2 separate regions of the Homo sapiens genome follow, and region 1 is linked to region 2. The links are chromatin loops, found by intact Hi-C in ENCODE. Cell type or tissue: heart right ventricle. All regions are shown on one strand. Links, peaks and the distances in the headings refer to the core of each region. The heading gives the core; the rest is flanking DNA. Region 1 holds the start of DENND11 (DENN domain containing 11). Region 2 overlaps AGK (acylglycerol kinase).

Region 1 (13,932 bases), core at 4,221-12,220, 52 kb after region 2:
TAAAGGACTGTTATCTAAAATATACGAAGAATTCATAAAACTCAACAATAAGAAAACAATCCAACTTTTTAAAAGGGTAAAAGATCTGAACAGACAACTGATCAAGGAAGATACACAGATGGCAAATGACATGATGTTGACTATTTTTTCATATGCTCATTACGCAATTGCAAATTAAAATAACAATGAGATATCATGACACACATATCAGAATGGCTAACATTCAAAACACCAAATGCTGATGAGGATGTGGGACAGCAGGAATTCATTGCTGGTGGGAATATAAAATGGCACAACCACTTTGAAAGACAGTTTGGCAGTTTTTTACAAAACTAACATGTTATTATCAAATGACCCAGCAACGATGCACCTTTGTATTTATCCAAATGAGCTGAAAACTTACATCCACACAAAACCTGCACACAGATGTTTGCAGCAGCTTTATTCACAATGGCCCAAAACTGGAAAACAACCATGATGTCCTTCATAGGTGAATGGATAAATAAAACGTGAGATATCCATACAAGGAAATACTCTATAGCAATACAGAAAAATGAGCTATCAAGCCATGAAGAGACATGGAGGAACTTTAAATGCATGTAGCTAAATAAGAGAAGCCAGCCTGAAAAGGCTACATACTATATGATTTCAACTATGTGACATTCTGGGAAAGGCAAAATTATAGAGACAATAAAAAGATCAATAGGAAGGGAGGGATGAATAGGTCAAGCATAGGATCTTTAGGGCAGTGAAACTATTCTGTATGATACTGTTATGGTGGATACATAACATCGTGCATGTTTCAAAACCCATTGAACTGTACAACAGTGAACCTTAATGCAAACTATGGATTTAAATAAACAATAATGTATCAATATTAGTTCATCAATTATAACAAATATACCACACTAATGAAAGATGTTAATAAAGGGAAATTATATGTGTATGAGTGAGGGGGAGGTAGTATATGGGAACTCTGTACTTTCTGCTCAATTTTTCTGTAAAACTAAAATTGCTCTAAAAAATAAAATACATTAATTATTTAAAAAAACCTAATTGATGAATTAACCTAAATTAACTGCCCTAAGAGTGGCAATGATACTATGGTGATGTAGAAAAATAGCCTTATTCTTAGGAGATTTATACTGAAGTATTTTATTTTATTTTATTAAGAGACAGGATTGCCCAGGCTGGAGTGCAGTGGCCCAATCATAGCTCACTATAACCTCTAACTCCAGGGCTCAAATGATCCGCCCATCTCAACCTCCCAAACAGCTGGGACTACAGGTATGCGCCACCATGCCGGGCTAATTTTTTAAATTTTTATAGAGATGAGGTCTCGCCATGTTGCCCAGGCTGGTCTTGAACTCCTGGCCTCAAGAAATCCTTCCACCTCTGTCTTCCAAAGTGTTGGTATTACAGGCGTTAGTATATGTATTCACGCCCAGCCCATACTGAAAAATTTAGAAATGAAATGCCATGACATCCACAACTTACTTTCAAATAGTTCAGCAAAAAAAAGAAAAGTCTATTTATATCTCCACACACAGTCAGTTCTGCTATAATGCTTGTTGAATCTGTTCCAAAGCAATCAATGTATTAGGGAATTTGACATTTGCTTATGTGTGATTTCAATCATGAAAAACACAAAGTCAATGTGGAAAACTACACCCAGCTGAATCAAGCCATGTCGGAATATACAAAACACACCCACCTTAAGCTTCTCCTGCTACCTCAGGTCACCTCGTTCTGGGCCATGCCATGCACCTCTAGCGTCACAGTTTTGCCTCTGATTTCAGACAGCCCCCCTCCCACCACACATAGTAATTCACAGGCTCAATCCTTTCAGCACTCACCTCCAGATACAAACACCAGGTCTTTTAAAGGTACAGTTCCACATTTACTAAGTATGTATTTCTTAACCATTTATCATATGCAAAACTGTCCTATAGTTTTTGGTAGGTTCCTATCTTTTTTTTAAAAAAAATGTGCCACTGACAAAGTTTTTCTCATAAGCCCTGTGATTTTTACTTCATGATTTTTTTTTGCCGCACAGTGATTTTTGGAACATATATTTCATGTTATAGGGGATATGACTATGTAAGAATAAAGCAAATGGGGCAAAATGTCAATAAACGGGGACTCTAAGTGAAAGACATACAGGTTTTCACTGCACTATTCTTTCAACTTTTCAAAACATTTCAACTTACAAATTGGGGAAAATAATTGAAATAATAGCAATGTGAAAAAAAGGAGAGCATAAAGGACTTTGCAAAAGCCAAAAATAATTGAGGCAATGCACCACACTAATAGGGAATGAAGCGCTATCAGGGCTTGAAGTTATCCTACAGAAACATTACAAATGAAAACCAGCTTACATATGGAATTTGAGGAGACTTAATGGAAAGTGATTTTGCATAATTAGTAATCCTTATGGGATGCCATTTAATACCAGAAAGAAACTCATCCTGACTGCTACTTATCCCAGGCTCAGTCTTCACATTCCATGCTTTTAGGTTTTCCAGATATCCTCACTGTATTAAGAACTCAGCCAGGGAGCTGGGGCCTGGAAGATTCAACAAAAGAGGTCATCTCATGGCTAGTCCATCAAAGAGAGGAGGTGCCAGTGACAAGTGCCTTTTTCTCCCCTAACTTGCTCTCTTTCCATCTCTGTGTCCTTTCTCATCTTGGACCATGACTTGGACCTATTACAGGTACTTACAGGCACTTCCTAGCCTCTACTGCAAAGACAACTTCTGAGGAGGGATTCACATGACCACGGGAGGCACAAATGTGGCAATATGCATTGTGTACATTCAGCTGGTCATTGAACAAATATTGGTGGAGCACAACTTGGCAGCACGGTGCCTGCCAGGTGCTGAGCTCATGCAAAGGCAAATATGTCTCTGTTTAAAGGAACTTGGACTAACCGACTACGAGGCTGGCAGCTCAGTTACCCAGGCAAAGCCAGAAGGTCAGTGTCGCGCCTGGCTGAGGATGTACAGATGGTCTGAACCCTGCCACTTCACAGCTCCAAAGGTCAGCCTGACAGCTCTGTGCACCAGGGCCTCCCAGAGCTGGGGTTTTATAAGCCCATGGGCTAGGCCAGAGGTAGGCTGTCCTATCTAGGTTGACCACTGCCTCTGTCTTCCAAAACTAGTTCTGTTTAAATGAGAAATGACCAAACCCCCAGCTGTCTTAAAATTCATCACTATTTCCTAGGGAGATTGGACATTAACTGCAGTAACTGCTGTCTGCTAGAAAGTTCACCTCAAAATATTTAAAATAGAGAAAGCAATGATCTTGAACCAAAACAATCTCTTTTTAATAGGAAATATGTGAATTTCTTCTTCCTCCTCTGTTAGATGGTTCCCAAGCAAGCACTTCCTCCTGAGCTCTTCATTTCCTATCCAGAGACTGCCTCAGCTGGAGATCCTCTTCCAGCTCCTCTGACCTCAGGAGTGGAACTCCCACCCCAGCACGTGCCTGAGGTTTTACTCTTTCCACGGTTCTCTTCCCATCTGTGTATACATATGCCCTGATTGTAATCAGGAAGTCAAAACAAATCCTGTTTCAGGAATAAAGGCATGAATCAAAGAGTATTCTAGGTCCCAACAATACATTCCCTTCACATAACCACCTAAAGGGGCCATCAGATCCCACAGGTGGAAACCTCCAAAGAGTATTTGGTTCAGACCCTAACATCAGAAAAGTAAATAACCCAGGTGAGTTGACTTTGGGTCTTACATGGTTTGAAACAGTCTTAAAACCACCTAGTCTGAGAGCACATCCAAAGCAAAGAGAAAAGCATCAGGATAAAGAATCCTGAGTCAGGAAGAAGCTAATCCTGCTGATTTAAAGTCAGCTATATGCCAATCCATGGCTGAATTCCAATGCATTCACTTTACAAAGAAAGACCTTCCATTTCACAGATCCCATATCATTCTCCACTGGGTGGTAGTGTGGTGTGGATAAGGGGTGCAGGTAGACTTGGGCTCTGGCCCTAACTTTAGACAACTTAATGGCTCTGTGCACCTGTTTTTCTCATGATGATGGTGTAGTCTGTTGGGAGGATCAGAGGCAGGTCACTGAAACATGTGGCACAGTCCTTGGCACACAGCAGGCACTCAGGAGGTGGTGGGTATTACAATTACCATTTTTATTTTCCCCTCCTCAATTTTCAAGAGAAGAAACTGACTTCACAGCAGATGGCTACAAACTGATTTCTCCCTGAAAACCACAAGCAGGTGAATCACCAACAGCCTGGGAAAGATTCTACCCGGGTGGGATTAAGCAAATGAACCACAATTGTATTCCACTGGCATTAGGTGGAAATACAGGGGAAGGATGGCGACATGACAGAGTTTCTCTTCCTGCGAGACGTTCTGGCCGGATATCAGAACAGGCTTTTTCTTTGCCTGCATTTGAGCTGTCCATGCTTACGACTGCTCTTTGCATCTTAAAATTGTCCTCCAAATTTTCCATTCACATTCTACTTTGTCACTTTCCCACCCATTGCTAGAGCCATTTATTATTTGCCACGAGTCAGATGACCTGGGCAGCGCTCCAAGTGGTGCCTCAGACACCAGACCTAGCCCTATTCTCACTGGGCCTCCATCATCTCCATTGTTTAAAAAAAAAATGCTTATGTTTCATAGACTATACAGGGAATCTACAGAGATTAAAATTAGTGTGTGTGATTTTAAATGTACTCATGTGACATAAACATAGAAGCGCTCGGATACATTAAATTAAATAGGTGTTTAGATGTAATCTGGGCACTGGCTAGAGGCTGAGGAACAGGTAGAAATTCATTCCCAAGAAGAAAGGGAGAAACATCTTGAAAACCTCAGCAGGTGATCTGCCTCTCACCTTACCCCTCCTCTTGCAAGCTGCCCCAGTACAAACACAGGGAGCACAGGAATTTCTCCCAGACACCCACAATAAAACTCTAAACGCAGCAGTGTAAAGTGAATCTCTTATAAAGAAACAGTCTAATGAGGCAGATGCAAAGATGTCCAGACATTGTATGTTCAAAGCTTCATCGGCCTCCATCCTGCCCACACACAAGTCCTCAGCCACACGGTGATACCGCTCTTGCCACCATCTGGGGGCAGGGGTGCTCCCCAAGTGTGACAATATCCTCTCCTTTAATTAAGCAGACTAAGAACATTTTACTAGAAGCCCAAATAATGAAGTAAAATTAAAATCAAGGCTCTAAATCATGGGGTTGAACAAAATGAAACAGCAATATTCTGGCTTCCAACATCTTCCACCCAGCTTGCAGAGTTAGCATCTGGGTCTGGTTTCAATAGCAGCTTTGTGGCCCAGATGATCAGCACCACCATCCTAGGGCCCCCTGCTCCAGATGAGGACTGAGTGTATGTGTAAGCCTCACTTTGAACCTGAAGCCCCTAGTTCTTAAGTCACCTGTAGACTCAGCAACCATAATTTTCAATCCATGAGTCTGATGGAAATAAGCTTTAAGACTCTTTCTCTGATTCTTCCCACAGATGGCCAGCCTAGCTTTCCAAAACTTGTATCTAAAAGTGCAAAAGGATTACTCTTATTTCCACACCTTAGAGAATCACTGCATATATTCCTGCTCAAACACACACACACACACCCTTTCTAACAAGGATCCACCCCTCCTTTTCCCTCTTACTCTACTACCTAATGAATGTACAGCTATGAATTCTCTTCTTCCTCTTTCACTCTCCCTCTCTCTCAGGCACACACACTGATTTGGACACATGCCAACAGTTACCCACATTACATGGGAAGATGCACATAATGCCATGGCCTGGGCAGTAAGTGATGGGGGTGGCGGAGGGTTGAGGTGGGTGTGGGGTGGGGGGAGGAAGGATCTCCTAGGAGTGGAAACTGAGGACACAGGTGGGAGAGACATGGGGAAGTGGCTAAGCAGGCAGGCCAGCGAGAGAAACTAAACAGCAGACAAATCACACCTATGTAAGAACTTCTAAAATATGCTCTAATTTTGGTAAAGAAGTCAATATTCACTTTATCGCTTTTGGCAACACAGGCGAAGGAGGGGCAAAAGTCTGGGTGGGCCAATATTAAATAGGAACAAATAGCAGATCTGCCTCAGCAGTAAAGGGGGGAAGATGCTGGGCCAGTGATGGTCCAGCTCACTGTGCCACTATGGGCCTCACTCCACCGGAACCATCACACAAGGGGTACATCAGGCACTCTCTGAGGGCCCTGTCCTAGTGCTAACCTTGAGGCCCTCAGAAGCTCAGTAGCATTCATTCACTACATCTCCTACTTTTAAGATATATATAAAATAAAATTATATGGTACAAGGTCTATCAGAGTATTTTTACAGGAAGCAAAGTGCCATTTAGGACTAGGATAGATGACAAAAGAGACAAACACATTTATGGTCAGTAAAGGACTGCTTTCCCCCCACAAAAAAACACAAAAAAAACACAAGTTACAAGTGCTCCCTCTCACACTGCGCTCTCTCTTCCTCCCTCCTTTCTCCTCCATCCCTGGATAAGTAAGGATCAGGTGCCAGGGAGCAGGGGTTCAGGCAGCATAGTATACTAGAAAGACAATGGGACTTACAGTCAAGTATTTATTGGCTACTTAATATTCCCAAATTACCTAACCATCCCTGGTATGTTCCCTCATTTACAAATTGGGTATAAATGATCATCAAATTACAGAGCAGTGATCAGAATAAATCAAACAGCATTATAGTAAAATGCCTGCACAAAATGTCTAAATGTGTTACAATCCCTTCTTTGCACAGTAGCCTTAGTCTGAAAACCATCACTCACACACACACACACACACACACACACTCCGTATACACAAATTCACAAAGCCATGCTCACTGCCTGTGACTGACAAGGAATGGGGGCAGGTACTAGCCCTCTGGCGCTTTTATCAATTGATAGATATCAATTGGCCAATATCAATAATTGATCAATTATCAGTATTATCCACCCTATCTGTCTGTAATTAGTATAAAACTTCTTTTCTCTTTCCCTTCCCTAAGACTCTACCACTGGAGCTACCAATACTAAATCAGACCGTGTGAATGTGCCCTTTCTATTCCTTCTAGTTACTCTGAAATATTTCCCAGGATAAGTCAAATGCTGGTAGCTGTTTACCTGTAAATGATGGGGTACAGTATAAGCAATATGATTAGTTACAAAGTATTGGTTTTTGTCTAGCATTACGGGTAACTTTGGTCAAAAAAGACCAATACTTTTCAAACTACTGGTATCTAGGAATCTCAAATGCGAGTCAACCAGCATGTGTGATGAACACTTAAAAAAAAGAGAAAAGAGCCACTGCATTCCAGCCTAGGCGACAGAGTGAGACACTGTCTGAAAAAAAAAAAAAAGAGAGAGAAAAAAGAATGCATTACATGTAGAAGGAGTCAGCACTACTTCATGAAATGTCTATTTCAGTTACATAAGTACTGTACGTGTATGTGAGCATATTGGTTGTGATGTAAAATTAACTTCACATGATAGATCAGTCAAAAGAGTTTGAAAGCCATGGAATGTGGCAAAGAAACAAGCAGAAGTCACAAAGGCCTGAATTGTCCCCACAAACTCTGTCCCTGCAAATGGAGCTCCACAGTGAATCCCACATTCTTCCTGTGTCCTACAGCTGAGAACCCCAAAATTACCGGCCTGGAACCCATCATCAGCTGCCATACCAGATTCCCCTTCTCCAGATCCTAACCCCTTTTTTTCTCCACTCCATCCCACCTCATCCCAGAAAGCAGCCAATATTTTCCCGCACGAACAGGCACTCCACACTCCAGCAGCTGCCCTGGAGACATTGACAGTCACACCTGGGTTTCCTTAAGCCCTGACACCACGACTCCTGCGATGACACCTCCTTCCCCCAACCCCGAACAGCAGAGCCACTCTCAGAGTCAGAAGTCCCTAGCTGACCCTCCAAGGCTTCCTGGGCGCGCAGGGTCGTTCTTCCACCTTCTGTCCCCCGTGGACTCTCACCTGGAAAACGCACACCCCCCTGCCGGGTGGTTAGGCTAAGATTATGTGGGATAAGACTTTAATTCTCCAAGCATCTCCGAAAGACAGCCTATCCGGGGAGGCTTCTCCTTTAATCAGCCTTCAGCTGAATCCCTCAGCCCCATCCCTTAATGCTCCCGGCGTTAATTCCTCAAAATAATGCAGTCAGAGAAAGTGAACTTGGCCGCTAGGAAAGTTACCCCAGAGGAAGCGACGGGGAGCTAGGGCGAGCGGGGAGCGGGGGACGGGGTGGGGGGCGAGCGGGGAGCGGGGGACGGGGTGGGGGGCGAGCGGGGAGCGGGGGACGGGATGGGGGGCGAGCGGGGAGCTCAGGGCGCTCGCCCGGGGGGTTTCCTCCGCACAACGTGAAAAATCTTCTAGCCCCCAAGAAAAGAAAACAAAACCCAACGTGGCCACAAACCGGATGCCCTGTCACTGAAGTGCGAACACCACTGTGGGGCTGGGACTCAGAGGAGAGGAGGGGAGGGGAGAGGAGGTCGGCGGGGCTGGAACAAAGCCCTCGGGGCCGCTCCGAGAGGCCGCGCGCCAGCACCCAGCTGCGCCCCGAGGGAGAGAGCTGAGGACTGGCCGACCCCCGCCCTTCCCCAAGCCCGGGAGCCCGGGGCCGGCCCTGGTGCGGGGTGCGGGGCCGGGAGGGCAGGTGCGCGCGCAGCGAGCCCCTCCCCCGCGCCCCCAAAGCTCGGGGGCACCCCGACCCTCCCCACGCGCCTGGCCCCGGCGCGGCCCTCACCCGAGCGGGGGTCGAAGGTGACCACGAACACGGCCACCACCTGGTCCTCCTCCACGTCGCCCAGCTCCAGGCGCCCGGGCTGCAGCAGCACCTCCGGGGCGGCCGGCTCCTCGGGCTCCCGCCTCCGGGGCGGCTCCGCGGCCGGCCGGGCGCCCCCGCCGCCGCCCCGGCCCCAGCCTCCCGCCTGCGGCTGCGGGGCCTGCGGCAGGGAGACGGCGGGGCCCTCGGCCCAGCGCAGCAGCGGCGCCGCGTCTCCCTGCTCCACCATGGCTAGGCGAGGCGGAGCCGCGGGCGCGAGGGGCGGGGCGGGCGGGCTGCGGGAACCCCCCTCGCCTGGCCGCGCCAACGCCGCCGCCGCCCGCCGGGTCTGGCGCTGCCCGGGGCCCCGCCGCGGAGGCGCCTTTCCCACGGAGCCAGAGCAGGCGTCCGCGGAGCCGGCTTCGGGAACCGCGAGCCTATTCGGAGGCGCCCGTGTGCACGTCCGTGTGTGGGACGCGTGCGGCCGGAACGTTCATCCTTGCGTCCATACACCTGTGTGCGGGTGGAGGTGCCTTCTCACCTAGGGTTCCGTGGTATAGCTACCACTGTGAGTTTTTATGTCACCATTATTTTTTAAAGTCCGCTGGTCCTGTGGACCGTGACAGATATGTATTACATAATCCTGGATGTGTGGCAGAAGCTGCTTCTAAGCAGAGGAGTGAAGCAGAGGTGCTCTGGCTACCCAGGTGTTTGCAATATACTCATCAATAAACACTGAAAAGGCCATAGGGTTAAAGTTTGGGAATTTTGTTCTTCCTTTTATATTACAAACTGATTAGGATGGAGATTATGAGTTTATTTCCTGGTATATATACAACTTGAGGGTATTAAATTAGGAGGTGCTGGAGCATTTGTGGGACGAGGGATATTCCCTCAGAAGATCAGGAAAAGGAAGTTGCTCAGGGGAGAAAGAGGAAAGTCAGCTCTAAAGCTGATGGCTTTGGAAATGGATTAGGGGTTTTCTGTGAACCCCCATTTTATATTTAAAAATAAATTTTACATGCCTCAATCCTTGAGGTAAATCTAGCAGCTAAGTAACTCTTTAAGAGGAGATGTGTATAAAAATAGGAATAGCTATTAAAATAGAAAGAAGGAGGTGGCAAGAGAAGGAGGTACACAGTTCATCCAGGGTTCAGCAAGGCTCCATGGTTTGCCTGTTCGCAAAAGGACCCAGTAGAGCTATGTGCTGGGTGCTACTCCACGGGATGTTTATGAACCTCCGTGTCCTACACGTCAGCACTGCAATGATAATGTGATTTAACCCCTATCCCTAAGAAGATAATCAATGACTGCCCTAGGCTGCCACTTCTAATCTAAAATCTATGATATAACAATAAAGAATGTACTTATGCAGCATTTTACCCCCAAGAACAGGGTCTACTTTCATTATTTACATATTTAGTTCAGCCTTTCCTGAAAGGTAAAACTTCAGCATAGGAATCTCTTGATTGGATCAGAAGGATGAAGAAGTAGCTGTGGATGTTTGACCAAGTTACTGATGACCTCCAGAGCTCATCCCTTGGAGCACTGACAGCAAATAAGTCAAGACGGAGCACAGTAGAGATCCATCTCTGAGAATGTCTCCTCCATACCTGCTCATTTCTTCCCAGTGAGGCACTGTGTGTGTGTGTGTGTGTGTGTGTATGTATGTATGTGATGTGGGAGAGGCAGAAACAGACATACACACATACATACACACACAGAGACAGACAGAGAGAGAGAGAGATCTTATTTCTGTGGCCGGGGGCGGTGGGGCTGGCCTTGGTGCAGGTCACACAGGTGACCCATTACCTGTTCTAATCTTAGGGACTCCGGGAATGACCACAGCCCAACTGTGACTAACAGAGAAAAGGTCAGACTAGTGGGTCTGTACCATCGTTTTAAAATGTCTGCTCCTTAAAGTATCGGTAGGATATCATCAATCTCTAAATTACTGGGACATCAAATCAGAGATCTATTCCTATTCTAAGTATGCTATGTGTTGTGTGTGTAGACAAGTGGTATGTTTCTACTGTCACAGCTATTTTGATGAATAATCTCTAGTTCTAGCAAATGGGAAACTTTGGCAAGAGAAGCAATTTGTTAAAATCTGTTTGATTTATTCATCAGATAGATTTATAGTAGATTTCAAATTAATAGAATAACCTAGGGGTTTTTATTAATGGCACTAAAGTATCCATGGGTAAAATATGTTGTCACTGATTTGCTTCACAATACCCCAGCACTCACCCTCAATGAAGTTGCAGTTATGAACTAAACAAGACTGTAAAGCCATACATAATTTTTGAAGCTAGGTTATGGATACATAAGGACTCATTATAGTATTTTCTCTATTTTTGGTATGTTTGAACATTTCCATGAGAAAAAGTTAAACAAAAAGGAGGAAAGGGTTAATAACAGACTCCTAGGCTTTAAAGCAGCCTCCAGGCTTTATTTACTTAGCCCGTAATCCTTCCTTGGAATTCTGTTGTGCCGGCAGTGCCACCCATGAGATACAATTTTATGAGCACTTTGAAATGAGAAATGTGATGGGCAAATATCAAGTATTGTTAATGATTTATGTAATTATCATTGGATTCATCGCAGCTGACAAGTGGCTGCTTCTGTACACTCTCTCAGCAGGCAGGGAGGAGATTAGAAGAAGGTCCCCCTTCAAGGTTGCTGGCTTTGCTGACCATCCTTGTCATAGGAACAGAGCTGTGAGGAGTCAGGAGCACTGGAGACCCCTAGTTTCAATGGATTCACATCCACCGCAGCGGCCCCAATCTGGACCTGGTCAGTGTTGCCGCTGCTGATGGATTTGTCCAGGGAGCAGGAGAACATACACTGGTGATTAAAATAATGTTTTCTCTAAGTTACTGCAAACTTTCTCCTGTGTAGTTGAGGCAACACTTCCAGTTGTGGTGAGAGATTGAACAAAAGAAAAAGCATACAATGTTAAAGCTGGCAGGACCTTAAAGACACTGCCTAGCCCTCTCACTCAGCAGTGAGTCGTAGATGATTCCTCCAGATCTTGACGAGGCCCACAGGCCCTTGTTTAAGAACGTCGCTTGCTGCTTTGCTGCTTCTATGGGGCACATTCTGGTGATAAAGGCCAGCTGTTTTTCTCCACCAGCATGGAGTTCTCTCAACTTTGTTTCTGGTTTTTAGAGTCCCTGGCCAATTGTCTGGAGACCCAGAGAGCCACTGTTAGTCTAAGGTCGCTTCATAAATAAGGGTAATCCCGGTCCTGGATTCTGCCAGACTCCTAGAAAGACTGACAGTGAAAGTGTCATTTCTTGCTTGGGAAACCATACTTCACAATGGTTTTCAATAGGGCAGACCCATTAAATACATAAGAATCCAACAACACTCTTTTTTCAGAGTCGGAATGACTCAGTTCTAATTCAGTCTTAAATAAATAATGTGCTGGACCTTTACTTAGGCCTGTTTAAGTGTTTTTTACAATTCTCTCTCCTGACTTGGGGGACAATTAGGCCAGCATGTTCTTCCTTGGAGCGACAAACTCTCAAATAGCTCATTTTCCATGGCCTTAGCTTTACTTTGACAAAGGAACAGTCTAACCAGGAAGGTGAATAAAAGTTTCCACGTCTTGCAAATTTGAATAGATAGATTTTCCTGCTTCTGTTCTTCCCATCAACATTTCATAGGCCTCAGAACCAAGTCTGGTCAGAGTGGAGTCTAGGTGCTTCCTTATCACTCAGCAGTGTGTCTGCAAGGGGAGAACTTCCCTCAAGCACACAGTTGAGGGAACTCAGCCCTGAGATGCAAGGCTGCCCGCTTCTTGCACATCTTACTCCTGGGAACTTCGCTTTCCCCCTGTGCAGCAACTCCTGACACATTAAGAAAAAAATTCAAATTTTTTTTAAAAAGTCAAATATGGAGTATTTTAAACATGATTGAAATATATTAATTTATTTCCCCAAATTCATCCAAAAACAATTTATTGAACACCTACTATATGTTAGGCATTAAGGGGGAAACCCTCCCCTTTTCCTCTTATTGCCACAGATTACATGGGTCCCCCTTTTGACACATCATCTCAACTATCACCTGAAGCTTTATGCTGGGATGGATGCCTGTGGGATTAACATATACTGAAGCAGAGATGAAATTTTTCATAATGGAAAGAGGCTAAAAATGAAGAAAAGGCTACAATGTGACCAAAAAAATAGTGAGGCCATGGGCCAGAGGCCATAGGTAGCACCTCTAGGGATTCCCTTGGGTCATCCAGATCAGCAACTATGCAATTCTTATTATTTAGTTGTCCAAATTTGGGATATCTTTTTTGTACTCATTGTTACACCTTTCTTATTCTGAAGACTTAGCCACAATCATTATCTTCTGAGTAACAATACATGAAAAGGTGAATGGTGCAAGTTTCTAACAGTATTACTGCCGATAACATAAGACCTCAACCATTGCAATGGCATAGCTGCCTCCCTAGGCAAACAATGTAGTCATAAATAAGGGTAATCAAGAATTATAGCAAGGGAGAGAGAAAAAGCAGCAGGTGATAGAAAAAAAAAAAGAAAACCTGGTCTACTTGGGTAATACCTAATAAACCAGCCCCTGTGCCCTGTCTACAGGACAATAATATAGCCAGTGTTTTGAGTCAGTCCTGTTTTACTGAGAGCAAAGCCAGCCTCTAGCTGCCTGGAGAGGCAGGAATGACAAGCCATGGCATGTGAGGGGAAATTCATCAACACCAAGGCTATAGAAAAGAAATCTATCATCTGGCTTGCTGATTTGTAAACAAGACACTCCTAGGCTGAGAATCCCAGTTGATAATAATTGCATTACTGGTAACCTATGAGTTCTCCTTTTTCTTTGATGATTCTGTTTTTACTGGCCCCTGTAGGATACTGAATCTCTGACAAAGGTGGGCAGTGAGTTACTGCATTTTGTGAGCAATATTTTACCCCCTGTTGAATTATCTGGGATAGTTTGTGTGGGTGGGAGGCTGTAGGGAAGGGCCAAGGAAGGATGAATTGGTGTGCCCACCTACAAAGGGCTGGAGCATGAGAAGGCTTTGAGCTGAAAAAACACTTTGAAGTCTCCCCAGTTAGTTTTCATTTGGATTACCCTCCTCAGGAGTTCTGGCTGGGAATGGGGAAGGAATTA
Region 2 (11,714 bases), core at 323-8,322:
TCTACAGATTTAGTCATGGCCAATGCAAATAGTGCAAGGTTTGTTTTCTCTCTTCAAATACTTATCCTTACAATCCTTCATTTTACTTAGAGCACTGGATAGGACCTCAGTACATGGTTAAATAGAAGTAGCAGTAACAGGAGTCCCCATCGTCTTTCTTATTTCTGATTTAGAGAGAAAGTCTTCATTGCTTCATGCTTGTATTTAATGTGCTTTCTTTTTTTATAGACACCCTTTATCAGATTAAGGCAGTTCCTTTCTATTCCCAGTTTGCTAAGCATTTTTATCTTTCATGTTAAATATCTTAGATATTTAATTTTATCAAGTACTCTTCCAGCATCTATTGAGATAATAAAGTTTCCTCATTTAATCTGTCAAAGCAATAAAATGAATTGATTTTTGAATGTTAATGTGAGACTTTTGGCCAAGATGTAGCAAAAAGCACCAGCTTTATACCTTAAACACCTTAAAAATTGGACAAAATCTTTGAAACAACTATATGAGACATTGGTATGAGACAAGCAGCATAGGACAGTGAGTCCAGAGAGCAAGAAGTTGAACACAGTGAGCCTGATGCTTGCCCGAGGTGACTGCTGGAGAGAGGCCACAGCCTGCGGAGAGGGAGCCCACACAGAGCCCATGCCCTACCTCAGTTGAGGGGTCTTTGAGAATTTGAGAAATCAAGGCAGCTAGAATTGCAAGGCAGGATACAAGAGAGCCCCATGGAGAGGAGAGCCGCACCCAGAACCAAGCTAGAGGTTTACGGAGGTGTCCTCTGGAATCTTCAGCTGAGTACTGACAGGTGCATGCATGTGAGAAACCACCACCCGAGATAGAGGTTGAGTTACCTACCAGTGAGCAGGCGGGACAGTCTCAGGAGAGTCAGTCCTCTCACAAAGCCAGGAATAGTTCGTGTTCAAACCAATTAGAGTAGAAAATCCTCTTCAGACATGGGGCATTGGGTAGTGTCCTCAGAAAGGTATTGCCTCAGTAGTGAGTCAAAATTAATTCTAGACTAAAGGCTGCCCTCTTCCCTGTTAACAAAGCTAAAGGCTCACCTCCAAAGAACCACAGTTTCTTTCTAGGTAACTTAATTGTGCCTCCAGAACAAAGCTTTAGAACAGGGGTCAGCAAAGGACAGCCCACAGGCCCGACTATCCTGCTGCCTGTATTTGTACAGCCTTGAAGCTAACAATATTTTTTACATTTTTAAATCATTGAAAAAAATCAAAAGAAGAGTATTTTTCCCCGTTACGTGTGGAAATTGTCTTCAAATTTCAGTGTCTTTAAGTCAAATTTTACTGGAACACAGGCAGGCTAATTCATTTGAGTATATTCTCTGGTTGCTTTCAGCTACTATGGCTGAGTTGAATAGCTGTGAGAGAGACCTCATGGTCTGCAAGCCTACAGTGTTCACTCTCTGGCTCTTTACAGAAAATGTTTCCCGACCCTGTTCTAGCTGAAGTGTGGCTCTCCCCTGAGTTTTGCCTTTCCCACAGTCTTTAAGCAGTGGCTGTGCTTTCTTTCTTTTCCTCCCCTTGTATGCTGGGCCTGGTGACTTGGTGGTTGTCCTCCTGACTCATCACTGCTTTAACCCATTCTTCCTCCTCCTCTCTAACTACCCCCCCACCCAGCCCCACCTCTCAATGTCCTATTGTCAGAGCAGATCATTGCTCCTGGGAGCTCCTGAACCCTGGGCCGTTCTTACACATTTATCTATAATGTTAATTCCTAGCCCACTGTCTCCCTCTCCAATCTACTCCTGTCTTAATTCTCAACACGGCAGCCAGAGTGATCCTATTGAAATGAAGCCAGAACATATTTCCCTCCTTAGAACCCTCCAGTGGCTCTCTGATTCATTCAGCCTAAAAGCCAGCTTCCTCGCCATGGTCTATGAGGCTCTGCTGATGTAGCTCCTCTCTTCCCTGTCTTCCTCACTTGTTGCCCCTGTCATTCGCTCTGCTCCAGCTACACGGGCTTCCTTGCTGTTCCCTGCTGTCAGACATGTTCCCCCAGCACCACCTGAAGGCCTCCGCCCCAGTAGTTCCCCTTGTGTGGATTGCTCATCCCCGGATTAGGGGTTCTCAAAGTCCAGTTCTCAGATCAGCACATCAGTATCACATGGAAGTTGCTCGAGATGAAAATTCATGGGCCTCACCCCAGATCTACTGAACCAGAAACTTGGGATGGGGCCAGAGTCTGAGTTAAAAAAAAATTATTTTTATTGATTGATTGATTGAGACGGAGTTTGACTCTTGTCACCCAGGCTGGAGTGCAATCGTGCGATATTGGCTCACTGCAATCTCTGCCTCCTGGGTTCTAGCGATTCTCCCGCCTCAGCCTCCCGAGTAGCTGGGATTACAGGCGCCCGCCACCACACCCGGCTAGTATTTGTACTTTTAGTAGAGACGGGGTTTCACCACGTTGGCCGGGCTGGTCTCGAACTCCTGACCTCGGCTGATCCGCCCGCCTCGGCCTCCCAAAGTGCTGAGATCACAGGCGTGAGCCACCGCGCCTGGCCAAAAATTATTTATTTTTTAGTTGACAAACAAAAACCAGAGTCTGAATGTTACCTGCTCTACAGTGGCACCTGCTAAAGTTTGAGAACCACTGCCCTGGGTGGCCACATCGCCGGCTCCCTCACCTCCTTCAGGCCTCCTCTCCAAGGCTTCTCCACGGGACCCCCTTTTTCATAACACAGCCACTGCCATCAGCGCCACCTCATGTTCCTTGCTCTGCTTCTTTGATCTTATTTTCTAATAAACTCTAATATAGTTGTGGCATCCTTATCTTCTAACAGAGTTTATAATTTACTATGATCCATCTATTCCCTCCAGTCTCTACAGTAGAAAGTAAGTTCTTTGTAGGCAGAAAGTCATGTGGGTTTTGTTCATTGGTGTAACCCAAGCTCCGTGGGTTCATGGTGCATGACTGGCACTCAGTAAGTAGTTAAATAAAAGGTGAACTTTCAAAGTCATCCACTTTATGTTTTGTAATTCTTAGTTGAGAGTTCTTTGTTAGTTACCCTTTAATCTTAGGCAAAGGCTTTAAGGCTCTCAGAGGCCTCAAATCCTGGGCCTGAACATTTTGAACCTACCCCAAAAGAAACAAGACCTCTATTTGAAGCTGACATAGAAGTTGTGGGATTGATTTACAGAGGGCTAGGTTTGTATGGCTAGTCACTGACTGGTAGCAAATTATGGGAACTGGTCCAAGAACCAAGTCTGTTTTGATAGCCATTTTGTCGTAGCTCAAATCATCCAGAGCTTTCTGTGGCTGGAAATGGAAAGTTTTTAAACATTACCATAGAATAAACGGATTGCTGTTTTCCAACTCTGGTTGCACACCAAATTTGTATGTAGAGCATTAAAGAAGCACAGGCACTTGGGCTCTCCACACCAAGCAGCCGATTCCATGCTGTCATGTGAAGCTCATGTACAGTGAACACTGAGATTGCTGGGATGGGCTGAAAGCTTGGCCTGCAAGGGAAGTAATCCTAGAGACTAGAACGGCTAATAATTACTAGTGAGTGACAGAACGTCCAGAACCTCCCACTCTGAGTTTTGTTTGCTTATGTAGTAAAAAAAAAAGCCAAGCAATGGAGATGAATTTTCTATAAATTATACCTCAGTAAAGCTCTTTGTGAAAAAAAAAAAAAAAAAGATTGAAAATAGGTTTGGAATTAAATCACTACAAGTAGAGTCCCCTATCTATATATAGCTTCAAACTATGAACCATCAAAGCTGAGGATGACAACAGGCTGCATTAGCCAAATTTTAAGAGTAATGACGTTAGTGTTCTTAACCTTTTTAGAGCAAAGAAGATTTTCTGAATATCTGCATTGAACCTGACACCATCAGCAAAGGAGACTTTATAACTATAGGGTAAGTGGACTGGGGTTCACAGGAAATGAGGCTTGTGATTTTCTCAGATTTTACTATTCAGAGTGCCCCATGAAGTCTAAGACAGAAATCCAGCCAAAGCCTTGTCTTGTTTGGGAATTTCGATGTTATTTCTTTCCTATGGGCTGACATGTAGAGTGCCCCTCTCCTATGCTGGCCATCACTGTTCATTTTGTGGGGATCAGAATGTAAGAGCAGTCTTTGTTTTTCAATTGAAACCAAAGAATTCAATGGAGCATGACACAGCGTCAAGAACTTTGGTTTCAGGGTCAAAGAGCTGAATGCAAATTTTGATTCTGCCACTTACCCGACGTCATGACTCGGATCATTTAGCATCTCTGAATTCTTTCCGTCTACAGAATGAAATAATCATCTCTGCCGATCTCAGGACTGGCTTTCAGCCTTGAGTAAGAGAATGTGTGTCAAGCCTTTTTATATTTTGAAGCACTTCACAGTATCCATTACTATTTATGTCAGTTCACCATGTCCTCCTATTCCCAGGGCCTTCATGAAAAACTGGAAAAGGTATTGAGTACCTTGGACATTTCCCAGGCCTTTTTCCCTTTTCCAATACAGAATACCCTTCCAAGTTCTGTGATTTGTTAAGTCCTACCTCTGCCAGAATTTTATTGGTAAAGAACACTATAAATCCTCCTTCAGGGCATCTGAGGAGCTGGTGTGTTCCCATGCCAACTGGTAATCTGCTCAGCTCCGCTTTTCTGTGCTTTGTCTCAGAGCTCCCTCTCGTGCCCATTTAGGGATCACACATTTCTGCTGCAGCGGCCTGGTCTCCATGGCTACTTCATTATCTACACAGGCACATAAGTTTGTTGTTCTTGCCTTTGGCATAAATTCTTCAGAGACTGAATAGCTGATTCTGCAGCCTTTGATTTTCTTGCTGTATCTATAAGAAGGGAAAATCCTGTTCCTTCTACAGAATGTCCAGAAATCACACAATCTTCATTGACAGTCTGGCCAGTGAGACCAGCAATATTCAAATCTCCTTTATGATACTGGTATCCAGAAATAGAGACCCCAATTCTATTGCTAAGGTTAGGCGAAGCCACTATGTTCTGCATTGTTAGCACCAGTGGCAGCCAGTGTCCTTCTGTTCTCTACAGGAAGTGAAATCAAGTAATGTCTGTTTCCTCTGGATATCTGAAGAGAACATAGTGAAGCTGCGTTAGAAAACTCTGATACCGTTTTGTAGAGTTACTGTTGTTAATAAATGATAAATGGACTGATTTACTTAGATTAGCTTTTACTGTATTTCCACTGCCTAAAAGATACATCTGCATGAGGTGGAGTGTGTGTCTGTATATGCGCTGGAAATTTTACTCCATAGTCACTCAGTCAAGGTAGATATTGTATGCCAAGTAGACCGCGTTATAAATACAGTCATCCCACGGTATCCTTGGGGTATTGGTTCCAGGACCTCCCTCAGATACCAAAATCCACAGGTTGTCAAGCCCCTTCTATATAGTGGCACGGTATTTGCATAGACTTAGGCACGTCCTCCCTATGCACACTAAATCATCTCTAGATTACTTATAATACTCAATATAATGTAAATGCTATGTGGATGGTTGCTGTCCTGTATTCTCTAGGGGATAAGATAGTCTGTACGGATTCAGTACAGGTGCAAAAATATGTATTCTCTATCCTCAGTTGGTTGAATCCACGGGAGTGGGACCCACAGATAGGAAGGGTTATCAGAGAACTTCTAAGACTAGTTGTTCATATACATAAAAGAAATATCTACATTAAAGTAAAAATATTTTATCCTTCAAGTAATCACAAGAAGTACCAAATACCAGACGTTTAGTACTTTTCCTAAAGAATTTCATTCTAATTTTTAAATTTGAGACTAACAATCTAAGAATTAGGTACATGTGGAATGATTATTTTTAAATCAATCAATTTTTAAATCAAATTAAGAGCATTTCAGAGAAAGTCATAACTTCATGCCCAGTTCTCTACTTTCAGTCTAGAATGTATCACAAGGCTAAGCAAGAATCACTGTTGGAAAAATTATTTACAGAATTCTATGGCTTAATAGACCATCTGTCCACTTATGTAAGCTCATAAAAAGGGGGAAAGAAGTTGCTACATTGTTGCAACCTAGTGCAGTTGCCATCACTGGTCTTAAGCTTGCTTTTTCCTGTGCTCACAGAAGTCGAAAGGTGAGAAACCCCAAGCTGCACGTGGAGGGCACGGAGTGTCTCCAAGCCAGCCAGTGCACTTTGCTTATCCCGGAGGTGAGTGGGGAAGGGGTCGGTAGTCACAGCATTTGATTCGTTCGTCATCGGCCTGCCCCTCTGTGGTGTCCCATCCTTCCTCTCTGTTAGCTGACCTAGACTTAGGCACATATTGTGTGCCAAGCATTTTGCCAGGCTCTGGGTCATATTAGCGGGGAGCTGAAAAGGATGGCAGAATCTCCTTGGGAGTCATGGATTTAGAGTTGGACTTCTGAAGACTCCCATCGTTTTCGAACCAAGGTTCTTCCCTAAAGTGAGTTTTAGGTCTCCTTTTATTTTTCCATATGTAAATAATGCAGAAGGTTACTACATTAAGACACATAGAGAATTGTCTAGCTGGCAAATGTTAATAGTGGCTTTTACTTTAACATTTTTTATAAAGGATCTGGAAGCAGTTTTCAGTTCAACACTGAATTTTTCTGTATTATGAAATGCCATGCTTAGAATAACCTATGTAAGTGAAAAAAATTGGAAATAGAATCTGGAATTGGGAGGTTATTCAATTGTCAATACGGAAAAAAAGGAGGCTCTTCATATAGCCTTTGAAGACATGTGGCCATATATTACTGTATTCAGACAAGACTATAGGTAAACAGAAGGTATCCCCATAGTGACTGGCGTCACAGTTTCGATATAAATATTGAATTAAATGCATGAGTTATGGAAGGGTTTCATAGACTGTAATGATATTAATGTTGATACACCTTGGGTATATCAAGCTAAACAAGTCTTAGAGAATAATGAAAATGATCCAGCAGATACAATAGCATGTCATAAGAGAATTAGCTGTCTTTATTTTTATTTGAGAAGGATTAGCATAATATAGAAAGACTATGTATATGAGTTCCTTAAGACATGGCAGGACCCTTGCCTTTTAATACATATTTGAAAATTATAACCATGTTGTTCAAATCCCAAAATACTCTGGGAGGAGATAGGGGCCAAAAAAAGAAAATAAATCCTTTTTCATGGATGGTAGAATTAGGATGTTTCCAGAACCAGCACTGTGCCCATCGTAGTAGGCACTGAATTTTTTTTTGTAAAAGAACATTAGGATAGCTCCTCAAGAGAGGATGTTGTTTTCCATAATGAACTTCTTCTGGTGCTGCTGTGAGACCTCCAACTCCAGTAGGCCACTGATGTGTTTGAGCTGTTCTGAATATTCTCTTCTCCCCAGGGAGCAGGGGGCTCTTTTAGCATTGACAGTGAGGAGTATGAAGCGATGCCTGTGGAGGTGAAACTGCTCCCCAGGAAGCTGCAGTTCTTCTGTGATCCTAGGAAGAGAGAACAGATGCTCACAAGCCCCACCCAGTGAGCAGCAGAAGACAAGCACTCTGAGACCACACTTTAGGCCACCGGTGGGACCAAAAGGGAACAGGTGCCTCAGCCATCCCAACAGTGTCGTCAGAGGGTCCCCAGGGCATTTTCATGGCAAGTACCCCTCTGCCCCCACTCCAGCAGTGCTTCCCAAAGTGTGCTCTGTCACCTGCTTTGCAATCGGCTTCCATTAGCGCATGTTTTATTTTGGTGTGACGGTTGGCCCTCCTAAACACGGACTTTCCTCAGGCTGGTTCAAGACGGAAAAGGACTTTCTTCTGTTTTCTTCCAAAGTGCAACCACAGTGGAGAGCCCACGGTGGGCTTAGCCTGCCTAGGCCCTTCCATTTCTCTTCTTTGACCGTGCTAGGAATTCCAGGAAAGTGCATTCCTGCCCTGGTGACCTTTTCCTATGTCTAGGCTCCTCCACAGGTGCTGCTATTTTGTGAGCTCCGGCTCCTGTTTAGCTTTTATTTCAGTTCTAACCTCAGTCCAGAAACATATGTGAGGTTGTTTCCCTCTTCAGCCACGGCTACAATACCGGAAAATGCTAGTTTTTATTTATTTTTTTAAGTAGTGCTTCCTAAATGGTTTGCATGAGAGCCACCTGGGGTACATGTTGAAAACTTATTTGGGGTCTACCCCAAACCTAATAACCCAAATTTGGGGATGGGGCCCAGGAATATGCATTTTTAAAAAGTCATCTGCCCTTCCCAGGTGATTCTGTAAGTTGTCCCTCAACTGTACTTGGAGAAATCGTGTTTTAAAGCAGTAGTCCACAAAGTATTCTGCTCATGTGCCCCCAAAAGTATTTTGAAAAATCATGTATACCCTCACCCATCTAAGTTGATATCTAAAATTTTATCTAAGTTGGTATCTAAAATTTTTCATGGGAAGTTAAATAGTTGACAAAGTATGTATTTGCTGGTGTCGTGTAAATATTGGTATTTTAAAATAAAAACTGTTACATCACTATTTTAAACATATCCAGTACAATTTAAATATCACAACAATTTGACACCCTTCATTCATTTATAAAAATAAATGAGCTAGTTCTTTAGTAGTTAAACATTTCAAATTGGCTTTTCTCCTTCTGTATTTCCATACCACTTTTCAGCCAAGAATCCTATCATAATGTAATCTATTATGCCCGACATCTTTTAATCATTCACCCCATTACTTCTTGTCAACAAAAAATATAAATGGAAATTTTTTTTTTAGCTCTTGCTTTAAGTGTTTGTTTGTTATCTCAGTCCAGAACCAATATTATCGTAATTAATTATTGGTATATAATGAAAACGGTATTAATTCTTGGATGATTAAAAGTTTTTTTATTAGAATGTTCTTTATCCTAATTAGTTCATTTATCCAAGAATACATGAATGTGATTTACAGCTGAGATGGGGTTCAACCTCAGCTGTATTCCTTGTTTCTGTATAGATGTAAGCACATAAATTCGATGGAATAGAATTACGTTAACAATGTTTTTACAGTTCTTTGGATTCCTTTGGCATTTTGACAAAGATCACAGTGCTCTATCATCAAGAATTATTAATGATGATCTATCAACTAACAAACAACTTGATTAGATTCTCCTTTAGTCTGTTGAAAGCAGAGAACTGAAATCCACCTGATTTACCATGGCTTTGCCAGCCAGTCATTAGCACCATTTACTTTTACTATCGCTGACATTTTCCTTTGTTCAGTGGCCCTGAGGTTCTTACACTCTAGGGGGCAGTGCACCACAGGAAGATAGATCAATGAGGGAGGATTGCGAGGGGGAAGGGGAGGAAGCAGAGCTGGCAGGCCTTAGCTACAGGCTCTCTCTCAGGCAGATCCCTTTTAAGATACATACACCATGCCCACACATCCCATGGAGAGAGACCAATGCTTTAGTAGATTACAGAACAGCTATGAAAAGTCCATGAATGAAGATCACAAAAAGGAAGGCTTTCTTATTTCATACTGTATTCTTCAGGGTGGTAAAATTTCTGCTTTTGGCAAAAACATAACAGACGGTTCCAAACATCAGCATAAAGATCACTCATCCCATACCACCCACAGGTAGGGAGGAAGGATGCTGTAGTATATGAAAACAAAAGTTTTCACCTGAGCTGAGAGCATTTAGCATATCGTGGTTCTGTAACAATATCAAGGACCAGTGCAGAATCTGGCTTTCTTTTCTGATAGGCTACCAGTGTGTGTTTATGTGTGCTCATTTTGTGGTTCTAATCATAATGGTACATATAATTAGGGAAGGATATGGAAGCCACTTTAGAATCTTATTCATTTTTAAATATAAATATGCCTTGTTTCAAACTTTGTTTTCTTGATTCAGGCTTTCTTTCCTGTGAGGGCTTGGTTTCCTTATTGTTGACTGCTTTGTTCTTTGCCTTGTCCTTCCCTATAAAGCCTGCATGGAAGACGTTTAATAGTGCAACTAAAAGAGAGTCAGCTGAGTGAGGCTTGTCAGCCAAAGCTGGAATGCTGAGCTATCTGGAGGAGATCCTAATAACCCAATTTGGGGATGGGGCCCAGGAATCTGCATTGGGAAGTCGGCCACCCTTCCCAGGTGATTGTTTAGTACAAACTTTTTGACAGATTAATTTCACTCAAATGCAAAGATTAATCCCAGCACTTTGGGAGGCCAAGGAAGGTGGATCACCTGAGGTCAGGAGCTCGAGACCAGCCTGGCCAACGTGGTGAAATCCCATCTCTACTAAAAATACAAAAATTAGCTGGGCATGGTGGCATGTGCCTGTAGTCCCAGCTACTCTGGAGGCTGAGGCAGGAGAATCGCTTGAACCCGGGAGGCAGAGGTTGCAGTGAGCCGGGATCGCACCACTCTGCACTCCAGCCTGGGTGACAGAGCAAGACTCCGTCTCAAAAAAAAAAAAAAAAAAAAAAAACCGTAGTTGCTTTCTATTAAGATAGGGTTTTAAATAAAGCTTTTTTCCTTTCCCTCACAGCTGTTTTGCACATATCTGGATGCAGTTATATTTCCTAAGTGCCAGTGCTTCACATATGTAACTGATGCATCAGTTCTCACAACAACCCTAGGAAGTAGCTACAGGTTGAGCATCCCTAATCTGAAAAGGCGAAATCTGAAATGCTCCAAAATCCGAAAGTTTTTGAGTGCCACCATGATCCTTAAAGGAAGTGCCCAGTGGAACATTTTGGATTTTGGATTTATAATGCAAAGATTCTAAAATCCTAAAACATCTGAAATCTGAAAATACTTCTAAGTCCCAAGCATTTCGAATAAGGGATACTCAGCCTGTAATAATATATGGTTACATAGCACAGAAAATAGGAACCTGACTTTGAATCCAGGCCATTTGATTTACAGAGCCACCGATAGCAATGTACTCTATACCGGTTCTAAATACATACTGTAACTCCCCAAGAGGTTAAAAATGAAATAAAAGTTTAGAATATACACATATACCAAATATATATCAAGTACATAAAGTTTTAAACTGAACTTTGATAAGAGAGTTTGTAAAGTAAAAGGGTGGTGGTCTCTGTGGGATTCTAGAAGTTTCCTGATGTAATTAAGGGTACACAGCCCTGGCTCTTCTGGGTGGCGCAGTTATTCCCAACTTTGTTTCCCATTACCTGGAGAAAGTTTGTCCAGACCGTGGCTTCTAGAAGGACAGGTAGCAGCTCCCCAATCTCCTCCATCATCACTGTAAGTGAAGTCAGGTTCAGCCCCCACAGGCTCTGCTCATGGAGTAGGCCACCATTCCTTCCTACCACAAACCACATTTCTCGGACTGGAGAAGGGATTGCAGCACGCACGTTCATGTTAAAATGTGAACTTTAATTGTAAAAATCATTTTCTGTAAATATAGTTATATCAACCTCTCTGCACACAACTTGGTTCAGATATATACAGATATGATATTCATAGATGTTATTTGTACCACAGAACAAAATCAATTCAAGAAACATTTACTTTTAGCTTCAGGATTAACCCCAGCTTTCTTTAGGCCTTAAAATTACCACCACTGGAAACAGAGAGAGAGCACGGCATACCTGGGCACACCAGTATTCAGGGCAAAATCTATGCAGTGTCTTACTAATTTCATACTATGAGGTAAAGACCCGAAACAAAAATAGATTCAGTCTCTCGTATTGCTATAACTCTTAGGCTGGGGTATTAATCAAAATAGGATTTTTACATTTAAGGCGACAGGGAGGCTATGCTGATTCTAACTCAGAAAGAAATGGGAAAA

What was found. Hi-C counts contacts between places; a loop is a spot of excess contacts. Peaks named below come from ENCODE experiments on the same cell type or tissue, not always from the same donor. Only the 100,000 strongest peaks of a DNase experiment are listed, where the experiment ranks them.
Region 1: it touches region 2 in a loop (2.2-fold over the local background); 26 of 110 quality-filtered maps call a loop at or near these places.

What each region holds. Positions count from the first base shown.
Region 1 is chr7:141,693,117-141,707,048 of GRCh38, forward strand. It overlaps DENND11 (DENN domain containing 11), which reads right to left and starts at 9,050. Exons shown (of 9, transcript NM_001080392.2): 1 at 8,770-9,050. The coding sequence starts at 9,037. WEE2-AS1 (WEE2 antisense RNA 1) reads right to left here. Exons shown (of 4, transcript NR_199841.1): 4 at 10,887-12,641. In heart right ventricle, for the core only: no CTCF peak of the experiment used is centred there; DNase peaks (open chromatin) are centred at 8,126, 8,659 and 9,155; H3K4me3 peaks cover 2,584 bases; H3K27ac peaks cover 1,995 bases.
Region 2 is chr7:141,645,450-141,657,163 of GRCh38, forward strand. It overlaps AGK (acylglycerol kinase), which reads left to right. Exons shown (of 16, transcript NM_018238.4): 14 at 3,814-3,884; 15 at 6,076-6,160; 16 at 7,338-9,795. The coding sequence ends at 7,475. It overlaps DENND11 (DENN domain containing 11), which reads right to left. Exons shown (of 9, transcript NM_001080392.2): 9 at 11,279-11,714. Among named protein-coding and RNA genes, the nearest start is that of DENND11, 51 kb to the right of the region's middle. In heart right ventricle, for the core only: a CTCF peak has its summit at 4,654 (motif pointing left); a DNase peak (open chromatin) is centred at 4,641; H3K27ac peaks cover 1,635 bases.